Regions from separate parts of the Homo sapiens genome. Here regions 1 and 2 are each linked to region 3. Evidence: chromatin contacts called from ENCODE Hi-C or POLR2A ChIA-PET data. All regions are on one chromosome and are shown on one strand. The core of a region is the stretch at or near the end of the contact, and the rest is flanking DNA. Distances in the headings are between cores, read along the strand shown.

Evidence for each region. Hi-C counts contacts between places; a loop is a spot of excess contacts on that map. ChIA-PET counts read pairs that join two places held with the same protein, here RNA polymerase II (POLR2A). Pooled maps may share reads with other maps.
Region 1: a pooled map shows a loop between it and region 3 (2.4-fold over the local background). The contact joins the enhancer-like site here to the promoter of RIPK1 in region 3. A Hi-C loop is called at or near these places in 1 of 168 maps with a recorded cell type or tissue (naive thymus-derived CD4-positive, alpha-beta T cell), 2 of 37 single-sample maps with no recorded cell type and 2 of 50 pooled maps. POLR2A ChIA-PET finds 5 or more read pairs at or near these places in 11 of 52 experiments (AG04450, B cell, BJ and 8 more).
Region 2: a loop to region 3 is called in a pooled map, with 2.1 times the contacts of the local background. The contact joins the promoter of LINC02525 here to the promoter of RIPK1 in region 3. A Hi-C loop is called at or near these places in 2 of 168 maps with a recorded cell type or tissue (K562 and mammary epithelial cell) and 13 of 50 pooled maps. POLR2A ChIA-PET finds 5 or more read pairs at or near these places in 9 of 52 experiments (BJ, Caco-2, GM10248 and 6 more).

What each region holds. Positions count from the first base shown.
Region 1 is chr6:3,138,166-3,141,793 of GRCh38, reverse strand. BPHL (biphenyl hydrolase like) reads right to left here. Exons shown (of 7, transcript NM_004332.4): 6 at 1,285-1,408. Among named protein-coding and RNA genes, the nearest start is that of TUBB2A, 18 kb to the left of the region's middle. RefSeq lists an enhancer at 2,371-2,450. Within about 2 kb of position 2,378, at least 16 of the 41 ENCODE cell types and tissues checked have a DNase peak (open chromatin) inside an H3K27ac peak, as active enhancers do; they include OCI-LY7, where a contact is called at or near this core.
Region 2 is chr6:3,194,119-3,197,861 of GRCh38, reverse strand. It overlaps LINC02525 (long intergenic non-protein coding RNA 2525), which reads left to right and starts at 2,095. Exons shown (of 3, transcript NR_038296.1): 1 at 2,095-2,196. RefSeq lists enhancers at 1,254-1,807, 2,362-2,915, 2,916-3,471 and a silencer at 2,973-3,267.
Region 3 is chr6:3,066,401-3,069,743 of GRCh38, reverse strand. RIPK1 (receptor interacting serine/threonine kinase 1) reads right to left here and starts at 1,250. Exons shown (of 11, transcript NM_001354930.2): 1 at 1,083-1,250. RefSeq lists a silencer at 592-1,381.

The DNA.
Region 1 (3,628 bases), core at 1,129-3,628, 71 kb before region 3:
CCATGTTGGCTAGGCTGGTCTTGAACTCCTGGCCTCAAGTGAACCGCCTGCCTCAGCCTCCCAAAGTGCTGCAATTACAGGTGTGAGCCACTGTGCCCAGCCCCTACTAAATCAATTTAAAAACTCCAAGCTGGGAGTGGTGGCTCATGCCTGTAATCCCAGCACTTTGGGAGGCCAAGGCAGGCGGATCACGAGGTCAGGAGTTTGAGACTAGCCTGGCTAACATTGTGAAACCCGTCTCTACTGAAAATACAAAAAATTAGCTGGGCGTGGTGGCGCACACCTGTAATCCCACCTATTTGGGAGACTGAGGTGGGAGAATCGCTTGAACCTGGGAGGCGGAGGTTGCAGTTAGCCGAGATCGTGCCACTGCACTCCAGCCCAGGTGACAGTGCGAGACTCCGACTCCAAAAAAAAACCAACTCCCTCATTAAACCTCTTTGTCCACCCGCAGTATAATCCTGCCTAACTCCCACCTTTGCTCTTCACTGACTCTATGCTCTTACCAAATGAATTATTTGTTATACAGGCTCATGTGTATTTTTGATTCATGGTTGAAGTGGTATAGGAGGAATGTGTGGAATAAAGAGATGCCTGTTAACTTAAAAAATGCTAAATGGATATAGCACTATCCATTATGGATATAGTAATTATAAAGGTTTATGGTAATTGTATTTTATTATAGAAAAGAAACTTTTTTTCCTCCTTTAAAAATTCTCTGAGAAATCTGTTGTTAAATACATCATAGAACAGAGCGAGAAGGGAGCAGTGGAGCTGTTTCTGTGCCTGCTTTCCCTGCTGGCCTGGGGGCTTTAGGGACAGGGAACACTACCATTAACTGTGCTGAGTAGGGCTGGCTGTCAGCAGACATCAGAAATTTGGTTTAACAGATTTTTTTAAATTGGGTGGTCAGTGCTTTTATAATGATAAAAAACTAAACTGAAAATTCCCAAATTGTGTGAAACTGTTTCGGTTAATACTGATGGAAATAAATCTAAACTATTACCAAGTGACAGGGCTTAGCACCTATGAGCATGTTTGCCACTCATGAAAGTAAGAGCTGTCTATCTGAACATGCCTTTCCTTCTGGTTATCAGTCACCCACAGTTCAGGGCTTCTCTCTTCCGTGGTACCCTAAATAAAGCGGTGCTACTGACTGGCATTGGCAAAAGGGGGGCTGTGCACTCTAAAACTCCAACTCCTCTTGGTTATTTTCCTTCCAGTAGCTTTGCCCATTGACTCCGAGGCTCTCGGGGGGAGTGTGAAGGCGGTGACAGGACTTACCGTGAGCCTTTCACGTGCTTATGAATGAAGTCGGCATGAAACCGTGGGACCAGAGGATCCTTCTCACCGTGCACAATCAAGGCGGGGCACTGGACCCGGGGCAGCAGGTGCCGGCAGATGTTACCTGACGGATACACAGCACGAGGAATCTGCTTTAGTGCAACCATTCTACGCGGTCAGAGGAGGCGAAACTCGGCGAGCCCTGCCCCTCCTTGGCCCTCAGTTTCCCTATCCGTAAAAACTGTGTTTTGGATTTGACCGTGCCTGGGATTCCTTCCAGCTCTAACATTCTTTGGGTTCCCTTTTCTGTTTCTCTCTGTTTCTTGTTTGTTTGCCTGTTTCTGAGTTCTACTAGTAAATAAGCAGCCTGATTTAAATTCGCATAAAATAGTAGGAAAATCAAATAAACACCCCACCACTATATTCCACAGTGGCGGTTCCCACCGTGAAAACAGTGGTAGGTGCTTGACACCTGTAGAGCTTTTCCCTGGAAATCACGTTTCAGATGAGTGTAGGGGCCCCGGCCAGCCCTCAAAGCATATGAACCTCACAAGGAATTAATTATACAACTTGCGCACGGTAAAGCAGCTTCTCCTTATCGCTGATGCATCTGTGACACTCCTGACTAACATACTTTGGAGAGACTGTAAGGACTTACCCCCATTTATGAGAACTTTCCTGAGGCAATGATGGACAGCCTGGGCCCTAGTCCCTGTACTGCAGTTTCCTGCCTCTGTGAGGCTGTGGTGGCTCCTTAACCACTGGGAGCTTCAGCCACAAACAGGAACAATCACAGTTCCCCGGGGCTGTTGTGGGGCTAAAAAGAGAGTTGCGTCTGCGGTTCCTGGCATCCCTAAGCTAGCTCTTTCCTTCTCCATTCCCTCTCCGTGTGTGTCAAGAGGAAGGCACTGCAGCTCTGAGAAGGCTGGGAGCTGCCCCGACGGGGCAGTGCTCCCCCGCCCTGCACGGGCCCCAGGCCTTTCCCTCCTCTTCAGTGGGAAGTCACTGCCTGCTAAGTGAGAAGCGGACCTGCTGACTAGGGAAATACTTCTCCAGGTCTCTGACACTTCCCTCTCCTGTCCCGAGATGACACACACCGGCCAGCTGCATCATCACGTGATGATCAAAGTCAACATGCCTGAGTGCTCACTTGGTGCCAGCAACTGTTTAAACAATTTCACATCTGTTAAACACAGTAGTTACATGTTTTAACTCATTCAGCATATAAAAATGTTTGTTCATTAAGGACTTCTGTAATAACAGTAATACCAACCTTTCACTAGACACTTACTCTGTCTTTGATCCTGCACCAAAGCTGAATAGATAATACCTCATTTAATCCCCACAACAACAGCTTTTCGAGGTCACAGATAGGAAACCGAAGCTTCAAGAAGCTAAGTTACCTGCCCAGATCCATTCTAACAGCAAGCCGGGGACACAGGCAGAACTCACACTCAGGGCCATCGCACTCCAGAGCCGTGCAATGCAATGAATCCCTACACTATACCAAGCATCCATAAACCTGAGAGGACAGTCGGAAAAGAGGGCTCCTACCAAATGAGTCAGCACAGAAGGGGGACGCATCACGAAGGCCCTCGCTGTGAGACAGTTTATACACTGCTACAGCCTCTGTATCATGAACGTATTTTTGAATTGCTGATTTAACCCTATTTCCACCTTTAAATCTTCCTGTCTTTTCACTACTCTCTTCAACAAAACATCCAAGTTTACATTTTACAAATGTGCCCTCTTTAATGGAGAACTGTCTCAAACATCGTTTCATGGCATTTTTTTGTTTTAAGAGCAGAGATTTCCAGGGCCTGTCTCCATGGGTGGATGCTGCATCTGAACAGAAACATTATAAGGCATACATTTGATATATTTGCTGTTTTCAACTCAAACCAGAAGAGTAACATTTCCAAATGTCCTTTTCATTGTGAAAGTTTTGGCAGATGATTCATGCAGGAAATGATTACCTAATGGATCAAATTGGTCCTTCAATCACAACCATTTTGTAACAATGCACTCCAAGATTAGATCTTAGCTACTCTATTTTCTCAGTAATTAAAAAAAAATGAGATTATAAACATAAACAGCTGTATGAAAATAAACTATAATTCAGAATTTCTCTTAAAGATGTCAATTCTTACTTTAACTGGAAATCTTGTTAATTTTTCAGATAAAGAATAGGAGGCTGGGCATGGTGTCTCAGGCCTGTAATCCCAGCAATTGGGAGGGCCAAGGTGGGCGGATCACGAGGTCAGGAGATCAAGGCCATCCTGGCCAACATGGTGAAACCCTGTCTCTACTAAAATACAAAAAAAATGTGCCTGTGTGGTGGTGC
Region 2 (3,743 bases), core at 846-3,345, 130 kb before region 3:
AACCAAACACCACATGTTCTCTCATAGGTGGGAATTGAACAATGAGAACACATGGACACAGGAAGGGGAACATCACACTCTGGGGACTGTTGTGGGGTCGGGGGAGGGGGGAGGGATAGCATTAGGAGATATACCTAATGCTAAAAAAAATATATATATATATAGTGGATTTGTGTAATCCTTGGTCCTTGGCTACTGTGGAATTCAACCATCATCACGTTTCTATTTTCTTTTCTTTTTTTTTTGAGATGGAGTTTCACTCTTGTTGCCCAGGCTGGGGTGCAGGGGCATAATCTCGGCTCACCGCAACCTCCACCTCCTGGGTTCAAGCGATACTCCTACCTCAGCCTCCCGAGTAGCCAGGATTATAGGTGTGTGCCACCACGCCCAGCTAATTTTGTATTTTTAGTAGAGACGGGGTTTCTCCCTGTTGGTCAGGCTGGTCTCAAACTCCCGACCTCAGGTGATCTGCCTGCCTCAGCCTCCCAAAGTGCTGGGATTACAGGCCTAAGCTATCACACCCAGCCCACATTTCTATTTTCTAATTTATTTATACTTTCATTTATTCAACAAATATTTATGGGGCTAGGCACCAGGGGTGCAAATATAAATAAAGACACTGTTCCTGCCCTTATGGGTCTTACAGTCTAGGATGAGAAATAGACATCATCATCTAATTTTTATGCCTTTATTTATTTGAGTTATGTATTCATAATATATTTTCACGAGCATCAAAATACAGAATACCTATTTTTTTCATGCTAATTATGAGCAAGTAGCCACATATGTGTTTTGGTTGGTTGCATTACTTTCTCAAGGCTACAAAAGCAGGACCATGCAGGATCTAGAAGACTTGCTGTCCATTTTTGCGGTATAATCTCTAGATGGCACATGCTCCCACTTCTGGCCACAGGATGGGTTGTCAGATAAAACATTCTTTCGAATGAGAAAAACAATTAAGCATTGAAAATGTGAGAACAAGAAAACATAAGATAAAAATAGAATTCGCCAGCCTGTTTTATGAAATATCTGTTTAACTCGTTGAATTTAAAGGTAGCAGTTTACCATATTCCATCCTGTCTGGACTGTACTACATTTAGGATGAGAAGTCAGCAAAGTAGTAGTAACTAGCTGTATCACTTATTCTAGTTTTGAACTCTAGGCCATTTGTGAAGAAAACCGGAAAACTGCTTCATGTTTCAAGCCTAGAATCAATCATTAACCCGTTTGGAAAAACTTCAAAAATTTATTTTTAAAAAGCCTTATAACCTACAAGTTGAAAGAATAGCACAGCCAGTCTCTGCATACCCTTCCTCTGCCTTCAGTAGTTTTTAACATTTTGCCCATTTTGCCACGTTTGTGTGTAAGCTTTTTTTTTTTTTTTGCTGAATTATTTGAAAGTAGATTGCAGACATCACGACGCTTCACCCTAAATGTTTCAGCACGCACCTCCTGGGGACAAAGGCATTCTCTGATGTAACCACAGTGGCAGCACCACACCCGAAAAATGTATCACTGGTATTCAATAGGGCCACCTCATATCCAGCCACTAGCTGTGGCACCCTGGGATTATGTCAGCCCTGCCCTGCTGCTTGGGCACTGAGCCCTGTCCCTGCCCTGTCCCTGCCCCATCCAGAACTAATAGTGTGACTTGGTGCACCATCATGTCCAGAGACGGAGCCTGCTGCCTTCACCCACCAGCTCAAACCGCTAGATCCAGTGTCTTCCCGATGAATATCTGTGTCTGCCCTTCCCCATCCCTGGGGGCCAGCACCACAGCTAGTGTAGTCGGCTGCCTCTTGATGGCGACCTACGCCACGCTGCAGCTGACCATGGATATTTGAAAGGGGCAAGTGAAGATGTTAATCATTGAGATGGCTTGGATTTGTGTCCCTGCCCGAATCTCCTGTTGAATTGTAATCCTCAGTGTTGGACGAGGGGCCCTGTGGGAGGTGACTGGATCATGGGGGCAGATGGTGACTGGATCATGGGGGCAGATGTCCCCCTTGCTGTTCTTGTGTTGGCGAGTGAGTTCTCGCGAGATCTGGTTGTTTGAAAGTGTGTAGCACCTCCCCCTTGGCTCTCTTCCTCTTTTTCCTGTCATGTGAAACATGCCTGTTTCCCCTTTGCTTTCTGCCATGATTATAAGTTTCCTGAGGCCTTCCCAGCCATGCTTCCCGTACAGCCTTCGGAACTGTGAGTCAATTAAACCTCCTTTCTTCATAAATTACCCAGTCTCAGGTAGTTATTTACAGCAATCCCAGAACAGACTAATACAACCATACATAATATGACTGGCCACTGACATTTCCAACCTGTTCTTTGCACAGAATATTGCCGAGAAAAATGGCTTTCAGCAACACCCACGAGCTTGAATGTCATTAATATTTATTTCGGAAGAGAGCAGCTCATAAAAGCAAAGTGCCTTTGAGCTTCTCAGTAAAGTATAGAGGCAATGCTTCGGTTGGATGGAGATCAAATTGTTAAAGGCGGTAAGGGAGTGGGCTGCCGTGACCCTCATTTCCCTCGCTCACTTAGTCCTTCAACCTAGACCTGTCTCTTGCAACAGGGAAAGGAGAGCAAGTTCTTTACGTCTCTGTGGCCCCCTGCAGAGACCATCACAGGACGGAGCACAATAAGCAAAGAAGCCACACCAAGATGAATAGACCTTGTGACCCAGAGTCATGCCGGCCCTGGGCCTTGTCCTGGCCAGTCCCAGGGCCGGGGACCGGCAAGGACTCTGCAGAGCCCTTTGCCTATCAGGGGAGTGGGTGGGTTGCTCAGATCCTGGCGTTTCTCGAGGGGCACAGGCTCATGTGAACAAGGAGGAGTACTCACTCCTTGCTGCGAGAACAAAAAGCCTGGGAGAAAAGGAAAAGGCAGGGGAGTGAATAAAAATAGAAACAGGCTCAGTGCTCTGACAGGCAAGATCCTCAATGAATCGGGCCCTTCAGTGAGTGGAAATATCTCATTTGAACTAGAATCCCACGGATAAGCTTTGGGGCTGTTTTCGCCACATTAACGCCCTGACAAAGGCCTGCACTATTGTTGATGCAGGAAATGAGAGGCGCTGGCTGGATTCCCCCTTCCTCCCTATTTATGCAGACGGTCCTGGAGGCTGTGTGGTGGTTACCTAGGAAACAGCTTGGATGTGAAACTTCAGAAACTGTGCTGTCAGGCAGCAGGGGATGCGATTGCTGATTTTTTGCTGGCATTGTGTGATGCCAGGCCATTTTATTAACCCCTCTGAACCAGCTTCCTCACATGTAAGCAGGAGATAATATCTACCTCTTTGTGTGTGTGTGTGTGTGTGTGTGTGTGTGTGTGTAGCACCATAGCTGGTTGTAGAACCCAGAAGACGTTCAATGTAGATGTTTTCCCCTTCTCTTCTACCCATCTCACAAGCTTGCTGCACTTAACAGGCACCACTGAATAAATAGGATATAGATATGATATAGAAACAGCTTTGGCAATGAACGAGAAGTTTATTGAATTACATTTAAAGCGTAATAAGGAAGTTCCTTATATGGTGCTAGATGATCCATCTTTTGTAAATTGAAAAGTCATTTAAGATACAAATACTTCTAATTCGTCACTTTGGTAAGCTTAAAAATTTTTAAATGTAGGCCGGGCGCCGTGGCTCACGCCCGTAATCCCAGCACTTTGGGAGGCCGAGGTGGGTGGATCACGAGGTCAGGAGATCGAGACCATCCTAGCTAACACAGTGAAACACCGTCTCTAAA
Region 3 (3,343 bases), core at 1-2,500:
CACCGTGCCCGACGCAGTATTCCACATTTCTAACAAGACAATTTCCTCTTGACTCAGTCCATCTTCCTAGCAGTCACAGAATGCAGATGAGTACTAAGACATTGCACATTTCAAAGTTCACTTCCTGCCTTGGCTTCTTCAAGTGTAAGTCAGGGAAGAATTAATCATTGGAACAGCCTCCTGCTTTGCCCAAAATAAAAAAGAGCTCTGATTAAGGGAGAGCCAAATGGTCAGCAAGAGAGAAAGAACTAACAACCCCAGACCTCCCCCTGCCCCCGCAACCCCCGCATCCCTGTGAGGCTTTGTCAAATGCTTAGGGAAGGAGGATGCAGCCTATCCTCTTCCCAACCCTCAAGAGGGTCCGCAGCACTTCACAAAAGCACCTGCCAGTGACAGAAGCCTGCTAGGGTTACCACATTCGTCCCCTCAGTCGTCTAAGATCACGCAGAAATGCTTTTGTTTTTGGAACCTGCTGCGGCCTCAAGCGCAACAGTAAAAGGCCCTTTCAAAGGGCTGGTAAGGGAAGAGCCCAAACTGTTTTTTCTTAATGATAGGGCACTAGGAGCCCACCTTCTCCACCAAAACAACATTAATGGCGTGTGGGACTGCCTATTCCACCCTCACGCGGTAACCGCGGCCCAAAGGCAGGTCTCCGCCCGCTACCAGTCCAGCGCCCCGACCTCTGGCACAGAGGCGGCCAGCGGACTCCGGATAAGCAGAGACACCTAGCGGAGCACCCCTGACTTCCGGGAGCGCCCGCGGCCCCGCCCACCGCCCGACTTCCGGTACCGGCGGGGCCCGCCCGCCGCGCGCACCCCGGGCAGAGTCCCTCTCCTTCCGGGAAGCCCGCGGCCGCCCCGGCCTCCACGCAAGCACCCGAGCGTTACTTTCGTTTCCGCGGCAAACGTCTGGAGGCCCGGGTGAGGGAAGAAGCGGCGGCGGAGGGTTGGGGATTACTCCGACGCCGCGGCAGCCTTGCCCGGGCGTGCTGGGGGAGGGCGCGCGAACCCCGACCAGGGGGGTCACCGGGACTGAGCCCGGCGGCCTCCGGAATGTTCCCCGCGCGGTGCCAGTCCGCTCACCGCGCCCTTCTCCGTGGCCGCGCCGTCCAGCCAAGTCCTGCCGCGCTCCGTCGGCCCCGCCCGGATGGCCGCGCTCTGGCGCCCCAGCTGTGGGTCCCCTGGAGTCGCCGCGCTCCGGCAGCTGGCCCGCCGTCCGCGTCGAGCGCGCCCGGCTGGAGGGCGTGGACTGTTCGCGCTGCCTCCTCCCCCTGCCCCGGCCCTTGCCGGGGAGGAGGACCGCGAGAGCGCCGCCCCGCCGCTCGTGGGACCTCGCGCCCGGGGTCTGAGTCCCGGAGCTCTCTTGCGGGCTAGAGGATCGCGGACTTTGTTTTCAAGCGAGTGGGGCGGCCTACGTAAAAGAGGAAACCGAAACCTCCGCGCGCACGAGAGGGAGAAGGGTCTGGAGGGAAGCACTGGGTGGATTACAGCGGGGGCGCTATCCGGAGGATTCAGAGCTCTGCGGGTTAGCATAGGCAAGTTAGCATTCCTCTACCTTCATCTGTAAAGTGGGGCTGTTGAGGAGGAAATGTGATTATTTTGCAGCCCTTTAAAATGGTAATTGTGAAGTCTCGAGCAAAGTTGGAACTGCATGCTATTCATGTATATTAAAAATCAAATAATAAAATTATATGCACATCAGGCCGGGCGCGGTTGTTCACGCCTGTAATCCCAGCACTTTGGGAAGCCAAGGCGGGCGGATCACTTGAGGTCAGCAGTTCGAGACCAGCCTGGCCAACATGGTGAAACCCCATCTCTACTAAAAAATACAAAAATCAACTGGGCGTGGTGGCGGGCACCAGCAATCCCAGCTACTCGGGAGGCTGAGGCAGGAGAATCCCTTGAACCTGGGAGGTGGAGATTGTAGTGAGCCGAGATCGCGCCACTGCACTCCAGCCTGGGTGACAAGAGCAAGATTCCGTCTCAAAAGGAAAAAAAAAAAAAGCACAACAGGATTACATACTGTGAAAAGATATGTATGTCAAGAGAACTAGCCACGTTCACAACACGAGCCACAGACTGGGAGAAAATATTTGCAAAAGACATATCTGATAAAGCACTGTGACCCAAAATATACCAAAAAAAACCCTCTTAAAATGCAACAATATGAAAATGTACAACTTGATTAAAGGCGGGCAAAAGCTCTGAACATACACCTCACCATATGTATATGCATATGAAAAGATGCTCAACATCATGTCATTAAAGAATTGCAATTTAAAAAAACAAATACTATTACACATTTATTAGAATGGCTAAAATTCAGAACACTGACAACAACAAATGTTGATGAGGATCTGGAGCACAAGGAACTCCCATACATTCCTAGTGGGAATGCCTAATGTTAGAGTCTGGAAGACATTTTGGCAATTTCTTAACCAAGCTCTTCTTACCATAAGATGAAGCAACTCCACACCTTGGTATTTACCCAAACGAGTTGAAAGCTTATGCCCATACAAACACCTGTACAAGAATGTCTATAGCAGCTTTATTCATAATTGCCAAAACTTGAGGGCATCCAAGATATCACTTAATGGGTGGACAGATAAGCTGTGGTACATCTATACAATGGAATATTAAGTGCTAAAAAGAAATGAGCTCTGAAGCCACAAAAAAAAAAAAAAAAAAAAAAATCCTGGAGCAATCCTAAATGTATAAATCTAAGTGAAAGAAGCCAATCTGAGAAGACTACATAATGCATGATTCCAACTATGTGACATTCTGGAAAAGGAAAAACTACGGAGATAGTAAAAAAGATCAGCGGCTGCCAGGGATTTGCAGGGAAGGAGGGATGGATAGGTGAGGCACAAGGGATTTTTAGGGCAGTGGAGTCTGACGTTACAGGGTTGGGTACATCTCTATACATTTGTCAAATGTATCTTGAATATACACAAAGAGCAAAACCTAACAAACTCCGGACTTTGGCTGATAATGTATATGTTTTATCCATATTGGTTCATTTTTGTAACCATGAATCTATGTTGGTTTATCAGGTGTGACAAATATTCCACAGTAATGCAGGATGTTGATGGTAGGGGAGGCTGTACAGTCCAGGATGTTTGTGGAAGGGGATATTTTCTTTCTGCTTAGTTTTGCTGTAAACCAAAACAGCTCTAAAACAAAGTCTATTCATTATTTTTTAAAAGATGTACACATATCAAAAAAGACGAAAGGCAGAGCTATTCACTCAGCAAAGCTTTCTATCTACTGTATGCCAAGCAGGTACTAGATACAAGAGCATCTGGTGATAGATACAAGAAATACAAAAAGGAATTCATTCCTTC